Regions from separate parts of the Homo sapiens genome. Here regions 1 and 2 are each linked to region 3. Evidence: chromatin contacts called from ENCODE Hi-C or POLR2A ChIA-PET data. All regions are on one chromosome and are shown on one strand. The core of a region is the stretch at or near the end of the contact, and the rest is flanking DNA. Distances in the headings are between cores, read along the strand shown. Region 1 holds the start of HOXD8 (homeobox D8). Region 2 holds the start of NRAL (NRF2 regulation associated lncRNA). Region 3 holds the start of MTX2 (metaxin 2).

What was found. A loop is a pair of places that touch in the nucleus more often than their neighbours do. ChIA-PET counts read pairs that join two places held with the same protein, here RNA polymerase II (POLR2A). Pooled maps may share reads with other maps.
Region 1: a map of naive thymus-derived CD4-positive, alpha-beta T cell shows a loop between it and region 3 (4-fold over the local background). The contact joins the promoter of HOXD8 here to the promoter of MTX2 in region 3. A Hi-C loop is called at or near these places in 4 of 168 maps with a recorded cell type or tissue (CD8-positive, alpha-beta T cell, PC-3, ascending aorta and 1 more) and 8 of 50 pooled maps.
Region 2: a pooled map shows a loop between it and region 3 (4-fold over the local background). The contact joins the promoter of NRAL here to the promoter of MTX2 in region 3. A Hi-C loop is called at or near these places in 1 of 168 maps with a recorded cell type or tissue (B cell), 4 of 37 single-sample maps with no recorded cell type and 4 of 50 pooled maps. POLR2A ChIA-PET finds 5 or more read pairs at or near these places in 2 of 52 experiments (MCF 10A and activated T-cell).

What each region holds. Positions count from the first base shown.
Region 1 is chr2:176,127,858-176,131,991 of GRCh38, forward strand. It overlaps HOXD8 (homeobox D8), which reads left to right and starts at 1,848. Exons shown (of 2, transcript NM_019558.4): 1 at 1,848-3,086; 2 at 3,460-4,134. The coding sequence starts at 2,510. The coding sequence ends at 3,755. LOC100129455 (a long non-coding RNA gene) reads right to left here and starts at 2,671. Exons shown (of 1, transcript NR_187615.1): 1 at 1-2,671.
Region 2 is chr2:176,505,161-176,509,370 of GRCh38, forward strand. NRAL (NRF2 regulation associated lncRNA) reads right to left here and starts at 2,542. Exons shown (of 2, transcript NR_186236.1): 1 at 2,340-2,542; 2 at 1,085-1,376.
Region 3 is chr2:176,267,645-176,271,956 of GRCh38, forward strand. MTX2 (metaxin 2) reads left to right here and starts at 1,798. Exons shown (of 10, transcript NM_006554.5): 1 at 1,798-2,025. The coding sequence starts at 1,986. RefSeq lists enhancers at 1,439-2,066, 2,067-2,692 and a silencer at 1,645-1,734.

The DNA.
Region 1 (4,134 bases), core at 598-3,097, 140 kb before region 3:
AATAATCTTTTAATTGGGCATTTGCAAGATTGAAGGACAAATCCTTAATTGTCAGAATCAATTCGTTCGCCTTCGGATTTAAAGAAAGTCATTATACTTGGCAATAACCAGCAGAAAAAAAACCCCACAAAAACAAACAGCAACAACAACAAAAAAACCCTTGCTCTCCACCACCCCAAGTCTGCACTCCTTACTAATTTAAAAATTAAATAAAGCATGCCTCTGTCATCTCCAGATTCATTAACGATTCCTTTACCTTTCAGTCATTCCCAGTAGAAATAATTGAGTCGGACATTATCACCTTGCTATGTCTGTCCATCTCGATCTCATTTTCTCCATTTGTAAAAATGATATTTCAGTCCACCCGGACACAAGTCAGGATCGCGCTCGCAGGCTGGGCCAACCCACAAGGAGCTAGGGGTAGCTGAAATCGCTCGCCAGCCTGCAGCATCTCTGAGGCCGTCTGGGGTTTTCGGAAATTTGCATTTGGTGTGGAAAGCCGGCGTGGTGCGTTTAGCTTGAGCAGGGGCGCCTTGGAGGTCTATTTCCAAGGCTGTGGGCCTGGCGCCCTCACGACATTGTACCTATCCCGAAGGAAACGGGGCTCAGTCACCCAAAGAGCCCACGAGAAAGGCCGAGCAGGAGAGGGGAAAACACACACACACAACAGAGAACCATTGCATTTATTGGACATTGAAACGGGAGCAGAGAGGGAAAGGAAGTGTGTGGGGAGGCGGTTGGTAGGGTAAAGCCAGACAGCTTTGGAGAGAGCTGCTAAAATCGGGAATATTTTGTCGATTCACACTCGACTGGGCCACATGACTCGGGCAACTTTTCTTCATCTCTGCTCACAAACTAGGCTGAGCCTTCTCTTTCTCTGCTTTGGGAAAAATTCGTAACTTTGAGGCCTGCGCGCTCTCTCGGCAGTAATTTCACAGGCTTGGCGGAGGAAGTAGGATCGTTAGCATAAGATGGGCCGCCTGCAGCTGCCTGGAACCGGCGCGATCTGAACGCCGGCTGGGAGGCTCCTGGGGGGAACTTGCGGTCGTCTGCCCTCCGCACTCCTCCGGGAACCGCAGCCGGCCCTGGTTCGCTGCGCGCCGGGGCTGAGACCCGGGAGCCGCGTCCTGCCCGAGGAAATGTCACCCTCCCCAGCGCGAGCCCTTTTTCCCGCCTCAGAACGTTTCTGTCCGCTCTTCTATTTACTCTCTCAGCAAGCCTAATGCCCCCTCCTGCATTCTTCAGCCTCCCCCTGCGCCCAGGGCTGACGTCTATCAAGGGTGAAATGATGGAAACTATATTCATGGGCATGATTTCCATTAAATATCAATTAACCTGAGAGCCTCGGCCAGGCTTGCGGTGCGTCAAGGGTAAATGTACATCTCATTTCCACAGGGCCCGCTCGGCTGGAAAAGAAAGGCTTTGATTTGCTTTGATAACGCCAGGATCTGGGGCCACACTCGCGGCTTTTAATTAAACCACTTCGATATGCCCCAACTCAAATGCACGGTCCGGTCCGTCAACACCTCTTGTCCACGTTCCCTGGGCTGCACCCGCGTGTCCAGAGCTGCAAAAGCCACGGGCAACCTCTGCTTTTGCAGCCAGGGGCTCGGGGAGGCAGTCATTTGCTCCGCAGCCTCCTGGGAGTGGCCTCCTTGGCTCCCCCAAGTCTAAGGCTCCGCCGCGGCCCCTCCCTGCCGGCTGCGATCCGCATTCCCGCGGCCCCGGGGCACACGGAGCCCTTGGCAGTGCGTCTTTATGGGCCCCCTTTAAGGCCGGCGGAGGCATCTCGGGCCGGGCGCGGCGCTCCGTCCGTCGGCCGTAGCGACTGAACTGCGCGCGGATCCCTCCGCGGGGCTCCTCGTCCCCGTCACGCTGACTTTCCGTGCAGTGCTGTGGTGCGAAAATGCCTCGCCGGTGCGCACCGGGTCGGCAGCCTCGGCGGCGGGGGCGAGATTGGCGGGAGGGGGGCGCGGGGGGGGCGCGGTAAGAGGTGGCGGCGGGCAGAGGGTGTTTTTTTTCTTTTCCCTCCAGAGCCGGGGTTTGTAAACCGAGGCCAGAGTGTCCCCGTGGGCCGAGCGCACTTTTTTCTTGTCCGGGTGCGCTCAGTCACTGGTGCCTGAGAGGAAACAGTGGAGGCAGCGGGGCAGGTCGCCTGGGGCGTCGGCGATTATATTGCGGCCGAGCCGGGGCGCGCCGGGAAAGGCCGGGAGGGCGGCGGCGCGCGGGGGCTGGGCGAGGCCCCGCGACCCGCGAGGGAGGCGGCGCGAAGCCGAGGCGGCGGGCGCAAGAGCCGGGCATGAGCGCCCAGTAGCTGAGCGCCCGCGGCTGCCTGGCCTCAGAAGCGACGCGCGAGCGCGGGCGGGCGGCAGCAGCGACGTAGCCCGGCGGTCCCGGCGGCGAGAGCAGCCGCCCCACAGGCCCCCGCGGCAGTGCGGCCGAGTCGAGGCTCGCTCTCTGGCTGCTTAGCGCCGCCCGCCCGCCCGGGGCCGCCGCCGCTGACGCCCCAATGAGTTCGTACTTCGTGAACCCGCTGTACTCCAAGTACAAGGCGGCGGCTGCGGCGGCGGCGGCGGCGGGCGAGGCCATCAATCCCACTTACTACGACTGTCACTTCGCGCCCGAGGTCGGCGGCCGTCACGCCGCCGCCGCAGCAGCCCTGCAGCTCTATGGCAACAGCGCCGCCGGCTTCCCGCACGCGCCCCCGCAGGCGCACGCGCACCCGCACCCGTCCCCGCCGCCCTCCGGGACTGGGTGCGGCGGTAGGGAAGGCCGGGGCCAGGAGTACTTCCACCCCGGCGGGGGCAGCCCGGCCGCTGCCTACCAGGCCGCCCCCCCTCCTCCTCCGCATCCTCCGCCTCCGCCGCCACCTCCCCCCTGCGGCGGGATTGCCTGTCACGGGGAGCCCGCGAAGTTTTACGGATACGATAACTTACAGAGACAGCCGATTTTTACGACCCAGCAAGAGGCCGAGCTGGTACAATATCCTGACTGTAAATCGTCCAGTGGTAATATTGGCGAGGACCCAGACCACTTAAATCAGAGCTCGTCTCCTTCTCAAATGTTTCCGTGGATGAGACCACAAGGTTGGGATGCATTTTTTTTTTAAGAAGGGAGAGGGGGAGAAATCTGCTTTCATCTCACGTTCTGGCTTTAAAACTCCCGTTCCCTCTCCCCCTCCTTTTCCTTCTTGTGTAGCCACAGTGGCTCTTATTCATAAAGTAATACAGACTTTTTTTAAAAAAGTAGGAACCATGTAAAGATGATGGGGACAGAATAATTGTGAAGACCTCTCTGCTCCTCTTGCCTGCACACCCTATATATATATATCGGAGCTAAAGAGCTCTGTGTATATTTCACCCCGTAGACCCCCGTTCCACAAACCTCCAGCAACATGCAGAGGTACCATAACATTTTTAAAACTTTTATTCCCCCCCCCTTTTTTTTTGTTTTAATCAGCAGCTCCTGGTAGACGAAGAGGAAGACAAACCTACAGTCGCTTCCAAACTCTAGAGTTGGAAAAGGAATTTCTTTTTAACCCCTATCTGACCAGGAAAAGAAGAATCGAGGTTTCCCACGCCCTAGCCCTCACCGAGAGACAGGTAAAAATCTGGTTCCAGAACAGGAGAATGAAATGGAAAAAGGAAAACAACAAGGACAAATTTCCCGTTTCCCGGCAGGAGGTGAAGGACGGGGAAACGAAAAAGGAAGCCCAAGAGCTGGAGGAAGACAGAGCCGAAGGCCTGACAAATTAACTTCTACCTTTAAAATTTACCACAGACTATTAAAACTAATAATCACCATATGCTGTGGACACCACCTATTTTCTTTGTTGGAAAGGACCTTACCTGTGTTTCAAGCTACCTTCATGTCACTGCTCTTGAGGTTTTCTGTGCTTTGAGAGGGATTTGGGTGTTTAAAAAAGTTTCTAGTATCACATAGAAGCTGTCCTTGAGCTGTCCTATGGAAGGGTAATTTGATACTGACCTTGTAGCTATATTTTTATAATGGTTTTTAATGTCTGAGCTAGTGATTTGCCTCAACAACGTAAACTTCCTAATGATTAGCACTTAATAATTGCATATAAAATGCTTTATTAATTAAACAAGTGCACTTGAACATTTTAATATTTGT
Region 2 (4,210 bases), core at 1,292-3,791, 240 kb after region 3:
TCTGATTTCATAAACGTTTTTAGTACTTGTCAAAAACAGGCAGGATCCCCTAAACTAAAATGGCCTGAATAATATCAAAGTAACACTAAATAATTCTTTATTTTAAAATAAGGGAGTAGTAAAATAACTGGCCAAAGACCCTTGATATTATAGAATTTCTATGTTACTACTTTTAAAAAAGAAACACAAAGACACTAAGATAGTATCCTAAAGGCTATGACCCCTGATTTTGGCAAGCTGCTGAAATAATAAGTCTGGAATGAGATTCAGGAATCTGTATTTTTATTAAGCCCTTATGTGATTCTGATGCAGCTTGTCCAAAGACCTCATTTTGAGAAACTCAACCTAGGAAGTCAAAGGGTTAACATAGGCAATTCTGTCTACTTGATAACTGGAGAAATCACAGTCCAGCTCAGCTAGGGTCCCTCCTCTGTGCTCTATTAAATGGGCTTCATCTCACCCCTAAATTGCAGGTTTGGCCTCCATCTGTTGTTACTGAGCCTCTGCAGGCATCTACACCATCACCTGATTTGGCCCTTGCTTTGGCTTCCAGTGGCTGGCATTAGTGGTCACCAGAGTGCAGGAAAATGGATAGAATGTGCTCCAATGACAAAGAGAACTGGACTTAAGAGTGAGGAAGTTTAGCACTTTGAGTTTTCTTTATAAACCCTGCCACCACTTCTCCAAGTGAGAGATTGGAGGGTTGGTAAGAAAAAGATGAAAAGGGAGAAAAAAGAGTAAGATAATGAAATTGTATCTTTCTTTACTTTATGGTTTATGTAGCACTCTGTCCTTCAAAGAGCTTCTAGAAAAAGATAACTGTGAGACTAAACAGTCTGGGGCAAAAAGTCAGTGCGATGGGGGACAGATGAGGGCATATGGGAGAGCATCAGAGGCAAGGAAGCATGTTGGGGGACGCAAAGCAACGTGCCCGATCAGGGGGTACATCATGGCAGGGTAAATTCATTGAAATGCCTTCCAACTTCCAAGAGGGGAGAAATAGTCATATTACATAATGGTAGATTGTTAAAAGTCCAGGGAATCCTCTGAATTGATTATGAAACATAAGCCCACAACTGTTTGGTCTGGAATAATTTAAAATATTGAACAATTTTTATTATCAGGGAAAATTGGAACCCATAACTACCATATCCTGGTAAGCTATGCTCCCATACTCCACTCCCCACTCACTGGATTCTCGTTATACCTTCCAGCATTGGTTTCTTTAGAAATTTTTCGAGTTGTTCTAATATAAGGAAGCAAAGAGCCAGGGGTCCAGGACCTGTGTCCTGGACACAGGACATCTTTGCTTGGCTGCCAACTTGCAGGTGACCTTGGAAGAGTCATTTCATCTCTTTGGCTTTCAGTTTCCTCATCTGTAAAAAAAAGAAGTAGTTGAAATAGTAGTCTGTATACCCCTTCTATGTATAACACTCCACATTCCCTTAATATATTCAGGATATTTTTAAAGAACTTGCTAACCTTTCCATGAAAGACAAAATAAAAGTCCACTATTTAGAGCTAGTGATATTTTTATAAGACCTAGGAGAATTCTCCTAACAGTAAACAAACTAATGGCTTTAGTTTCCCTATCATTTTGCTAATGCTGTGAGCAAACCACCCAGTTTTAAACAATAGAAATTTATTTTCTTATGATCCTGGAGGCTAGAAGCCCAAGATCAAGATGTCACCTGGGTTGGTTTCTTTTGAGGCCTCTCCTTTTGTTTTGTAGATGGCCGTCTTTTCCTCTGTCTTCGGATGGTTTTCCCTCTGTTGTGCCTGTTTGTGTCTCAATCCTCACTTTTATTTTTAAGATGGAGTCTTGCTGTCGCCCAGGCTAGAGTACAGTGGCACGGTCTTGGCTTACTGCAATCTCTGCCTCCCGGGTTCAAGTGATTCTCCTGCCTTAGCCTCCCAAGTAGCTGGGATTACAGGCTCCCGCCACCGCACCCAGCTAATTTTTTTTTTATTTTATTTTTAGTAGAGACGGTGTTTCACCATGTTGGCCAGGCTGGTCTCGAACCCCTGGCCTCAAGTGATCCACCCACCTCGGCCTCCCAAAGTGCTGGGATTACAAGCATGAGCCACCATGCCTGTCCTCAATCCTCACTTCTTATAAGGACACCAGTCAAATTAGATTAGCGGTCACCCTAATGGTCTCATTTTAAGTTAATTAGATCTTCAAAGACTGTATCATGAAATAATACAGTCATATTCTGAGTTACTGGGGAGTTAGGACTGTAGCGTATAAACTTGGAGGGATGACGAGACTCAATTCAGCCCATAATAGTCAGTCTCCAAGCCAGTGCATCTTTAGGAGTATGGTAAACATCTTATACCTCAGCTATCTTGGGTGAAGCCCCAAATTAGATGAACAAAGGATTCAATGAACTCTTAAAGACCTCATCAGTTCTAGGTATTTGTGATACTATATAAAGTTCTTCAAACCCAACACCCGATCACCAGGAACATAAACCAAGGAGGGGTACAAAGAGCAAGTCTGCAGGAAAATAAAATAAAAGGGCAAATTGTTTGTACTTTGGGGAAAGCAAAGATGGAAAAGAACTTTGAAGCATTTACATTTAGAGCAGTTCCATTACATCATAAGGGCAGAAGTATTTTATCACACAGCTATTATTGTTTGATCTGTGCCAGTAGGTGAACTTTTAGAGAGCATAGGAGTCCATTTCACATAAATCGCACTTTTAGCAAATGCAGAAGCAGGATCCTGCTGAGGACAAAGGAAAAATTCATGATGCAATTCCCACTTATCCTCATGGGTGCCTTTTTACCACTAAGAATGAGGAAGAAGAATTCCTTTCCAACACCACTGTAAAAAGAATACTTACAAATTACTCTTCCTCATTGTTTGGACAGTAAAAGCAAGTAATGAGTCTCACACCACATATCTCGGGTTTTTATAGCCTCGGTAACCTATCTGTCTCCTCAGGTATGTTCTCAGTGGCACAGATAACTGAAAAGAGAATAAATGCATAGGTTCTTGTGCTCAGGCCTGCCTCCAGGCCATTGCTCCCTGTGGCTTCTCAGGGCCCACAATACACTGCTGGGCATCATCTCTGTTTTCCCAGTGGGAAAAGAGGTACATGATATTCATTGTGTATTTCTCCTACACTCTGCAGCCAACCATCCTCATCTGTAGAACGTTACACTTCTCTCTCAAGGAACCCCTACTGCCTATGAAATCACATTTGTTTAATAACTAAAATTCAGATTTAAACACACACAAACATATACACACACAAAGAAAATAGTTTGGATGCCATCTTAGACATTAGCCTATTTATATGTCATAAACTGTCTGTGTCTCAATCCTTGCTTCTTATAAGGACACCAGTCAAATTCTGGAAACCACTGCCCAACCACACTTTTAACTCATTCTAGTGAGATATCACCCACTCTCTACTAGTTTCTTATCACTGTTGTAACAAGTTACCACAGAGTTAGTTGCTTATACAGCATAAATATATTACCTTATAGTTCTGCAGGTCAGAAGTTCAATGCGGGTCTCACTGGTCTAAAATCAGGTGTTGGCAGAGTTTGGGGAGAATCTCTGCCTTTTTCAGCTTCTAGAAACTGTCCATATTTCTTGGTTCACACCCCACCCCTTTCTCCGTTTTCAAAGACAGATAGGTTGCATCTCTCTGACACTTTTTCCATTGTCATGTCTCCCTCTGACTCTCTGATTTTCTCTGTCACTTTTAAGGACCCTTGTAATTAGATTGGGACCACCTGTATAATCCAGGATAATCTTTCCATCTCAAGGTCTTTAACCTTCATAACATCTGCAAAGTCCCTCTTGCCATGTAAGGTAACATATTCAAAGGTTCTGGGGATTGGTACATGAACATCTTTGGAGGGCCATATTCTGCCTACTGCAGGCTCTGACTAATTTAGCTGTGCATTTTGGTGTCTTCGTTTGCAAAGCCACAGAAAGATATGTAATTACAAGGCAGATTGTTTTTCTTGAACAACCCAGTGTGGTTTCTTTTACATCATGTAGGGAGAGAGTAGGAGGGGCCTACATTTAGAGCCCCACCGGGTGAGATGTGGGATCTGTCAGAGGATTTTTTTTCTTGCTCACCCAACCATGCAAACCAGTGGAAGTCTTGATTTCATTTTGGTTAGTCATGATCTCCGATGGGAACCACATTCATGTGTGTATATCTGTATGTGTGTATGTGTATGTGTA
Region 3 (4,312 bases), core at 548-3,047:
GCTTCCTTTTGCTGAGGGAGATGAAAATATGACTTAACCTTAAAAAAATTATGGGGCTGGGCACAGTGGCTCACGCCTGTAATTCCAGCACTTTGTGAAGCCAAGGCGGGCGGATCATGAGGTCAGGAGTTCGAGACCAGCCTGGCCAACATGGTGAAACCCGGTCTCTACTAAAAATACAAAAATTAGCCGGGCATGGTGGCACGCACCTGTAATCTCAGCTATTTGGGAGGCCAAGGCAGGAGAATCGCTTGAACCTGGAAGGTGGAGGTTGCAGTGGGCCGAGATCACGCCACTGCACTCCAGCCTAGGTGACAGAGCAAGACTCCATCTCAAAAAAAAAAAAAAAAAAAAAGAAAAGAAAAGAAAAGAAATCATGTTAAGATGAGGTCCTGCTGGATTAGGGTGGGGGTCCCTAACACAATGACTGGTGTTATTTCTCAAGAAGAGAGAAATTTGAACACATTGACACACAGGGGGAATGCCGTGTGATGTGGTGGCAGAGATTGGAGTGATGTATCTACAAGCCAAAGTACATGGAAGATTGCCGGCAACCCCCTTCTCTGGAGCCTTGCAAGACAGCATGGCCCTGCTGACACCTTGATTTCAGACTTCTAGCCTCCAGAATTGTGAGAATGAATTTCTGTTGTTTAGCCAACCAGTTTGTGGTAATCTGGCAGCTCTAGGAAACCAACCACGCTAGTTAAGGAGGCAGAATGAACAGTAATAGAGATCTACGGATATAAAGAATGGAAATATAGCTTTCTAAATGTCATGGACAGTAATTCTTAGAATACAGGTTTCCTCTGCAAAAACCTAGTAAGCTGTCTGACTTTTTGATTTACTGTGTGATTTAAAATGAGTTACCTCACCTCTCTGAACTTGTTTCTCATCAGTGAAGGGGGCTTTGGGTTACCAGCTCTGAAGCCTGTCCCACTTGTAATACCACCAATCTGTAATGCATATGATTTTTCTTTAATTGTGTAATTTAAGAAGCTATTAGGTTAAGACAAAGTTACTCAGGGAATTTAGTTTCTCCTCTTCCTGCCCCGTTCACCCCCGAAAGGTGAGAAGTGTGTGAAACTAAAGTATCTTATTCTCCAAGCTGAGCATCATTTCGGGTGTATGGAGTTGAAGGACAAATTACCTTCTGGCTTAGGCGCTGCTCAAGCCTCCTTTCTGCCAAGCATGTTTGAATAAACAACAACAACAAAAAACACTAATGTCTATCCACGGACTAATCAACCCAGCAATATAATGGAATAGAGGGAATTCATGCAGCCTTGAATCTGGTCCTTGGAGGACTGCCTGGGCAGGCAGTTTAAACTCCTTAAGCCTATATTCTTATCCGTAAAATGGCGATAATATTATTACTTTAATGGGTTGTTGAGAAGACGAAGTCAAATAGAATATATGTGTATATATATGTATATATGTGTATATATGTACATGTGTACATATATACGTGTATATATTATATATGTGTGTATGTGTGTGTGTATATATGTATATATGTGTGTGTAGATATAGGTATATAAGTGCCTGGTATCCAGTGGGCGTTTACAAATGTTACTCGGTTACAAAATTCTGGCTTACAGAAAGGACGCTAAAAATCTCCCAGATTCCCCTGCCAGTCCCCTGGGTGGGAGACGAGTCGGGTACTTCGCTTCCACCTGCGGGCCCCCAGCGCAGAGCCTGGAATTGGCTGGACGGAGCTAGCCGCGCCGGCGCCCCGTAGGACGGCGCGGGGGCGGGGCCGGCGGAAGCGCTCGAGTGCCGTTGTCGGCTGCGCCGGAAGTCCCTAGCCAGGCCTGGCGGTAACCTTGGGGGCCTCACTGCAGCCGCCGCTGCTGTTGGAGTGGGCTTTGCGAGTCTGAACGTTGGCGGGGCTAGGCTCGTTAACTGCCGAGAGCCTCCGGGTTTGCGGTGGAGGACGCTGAGGCCCGTGGGGGGCAGGCACCCGGGCGCCGGGCCTCCCAGCCGACATGTCTCTAGTGGCGGAAGCCTTCGTCTCCCAGATTGCAGGTAGCGCGGCTGGCCGCAGACCCAGAAGGTGGCGGCGCGGTCTCGGGGAGCCGCGTGGGGTACAGGGCTGGAGCTTTCCTCCAGCCTTGCGGCATTATACGCTGAACCCGGCCCGGATGGTGGAGGCGGGCACGGACTACCAACCTTATCTCACATATGGGAAAACTGAGAAGGAGACACTTGGCCAAGGTCACCCCGCAGGAGCAGGAGTCCCGTCTCCTTCCCTTGGGCGGTACTTTGTCCCACCTCCCCATTCAGTTGGGAGGTGCTGGAGTATGAGGGGGAGGCCTTGGATTGGGATTGAGGTGGGGGGCGTTACCACAGGGGCAAGCATCTGAACGCTTCAGTCTAAGAGTGGTGGCAGTTTCTGGGTCTTGGTACTCAAAAAGTTTAAGGTGACTGTCACTAATCAGTTGTTACCTATTGTTGAGGGAACACCAGACTTCTTGCTTCGTCTCCCAGCGACACAGTAGTGCCATTTGCTAAGACTCTAGGAGTTATTTATTTATTTATTTGTTGAGACGGAGTTTCTCTTTTGTCACCGAGGCTGGAGTGCAGTGGCACAACCTGGGCTCACTGCAACCTCCGCTTCCCGGGTTCAAGCGATTCTCCTGCCTTAGCCTCCCGAGTAGTTGGGATTACAGGCGCCCGCCACCACGCCCGCGCGGATTCATGGAAAATTTTTAAATCTGCATGTACTTTAAAGAAATACTTTTGAGTCGGTGGACTGAACATGACTGATGTATATAGGTTTGTAATTTCTCTTATTGAGGTTTTTATTTATTGTAATGAAAGAAATTAAATATTGTTGAGAAAGTGAGGAGACTAAACATAGGTACTTTGAGATAGAGGCTAATGGAATTAGTCATAACTCCCTAGCAGTGTTTTCAACATGAGTACAGTAATGAAGACAGTCACCACAATAAATAGGTACATTTGAAGTAATAAGATAGTATTTTGGAAATGGGAAGTACAGAATGTGTCATAAAATTTGCCGGAATGTTTTTCACTGCTTTGCGTTTGTGTGAACGTACATTTCTTTTTTTTCCTTCTTCACTTAAAAACATTATTTTTTAGAGGAGAGAAGCTCCTACTAGATTGCAAGCTTCCTGAAAGTAGGGATCAAACTTGTTTTGTTCCCCATTGTATCCATAGTCAGTTGGTGCTCAATAAATATTTGCGACCCAAATCAATGACTAATCTTGAGATTTCAAGCAATGATTATTTCTGCTTTTACCATTTATGTTGAAACAAAATCAGGCTTATATAGTTAGATCAGCGATTTAATTTAGTTTGCTACTATGTTGAAAAAAAAAACTTCACAGTGTATGTTGAGTGGTTCACTGTGTGCATGTGTCCTAATATGTGATTTCTTTTAATGAGAAAATGATGAATGTCTTTTAATAAACTTTGGATACTGCTTTAAGTAGTGACGTTTAAAAATTTCTAGGCATTTTGTCTGTCTGCCGTCTTAGCTATTTGTAGTGATCTGTTACTCTAGGAGGAAGCATTTAAAAATGGATAATTCAATAAATGGTGTTGGAACAACTACTAAGTCATTACACCACATGAATAAATTCCAGATTGATTAAAGATCTAAATATAAAACAACAAAATTGTAATAAAATAATTAGAGGAAAACATAGATTATTTTAATAATCCTTGGATAGCAGAAGAGGCCTAAGCAAAACTTAAGAATTCATAATCCATAAGAGAAGAAATTGGCAGATTTGATTGCCGAAAAAATTTTAAAACTTTGATAAAAGACATCTCAAGTTAGTACAAATAAGAAGACAAACCAACAGAATCAAGGACAAAGGATTGGAACAGGCATTTCACAAAAGGGTGAAATATAGATGGACAGTGAACAGATGAAAAGATGTTCTCTGTCCCTAATAATGTATAGCATCCTCCCACCCCTGCCATCAGATGGACAAAAGTGAATATGATTTCTAGTACTAATAGGGCATGGGGAAAAGTTACTCTCAAACTATTGGGTCTGTAAGTTAGTATTACTTTTTGGGAACGTAATGTAGCAATATTTATTAAAATGACATTCTCTGGCCTGAAAATTCTACTTATGGGGGTTTATCTGATAGAAATGTAAAGACCAGTACTTAAAGAAATACACAATGATATTAATTGCAGCATTATTTGTAATAGCGAAAAACTAGAAATGTTTTAAATATATGTCAAATTATTGTACACCAATCCACCAATTCCACTTCTGGGCATGTATCCAAAGGAATTGAAATTGTCTAAGAGGTATGTGCAGTCCCATGTTCAT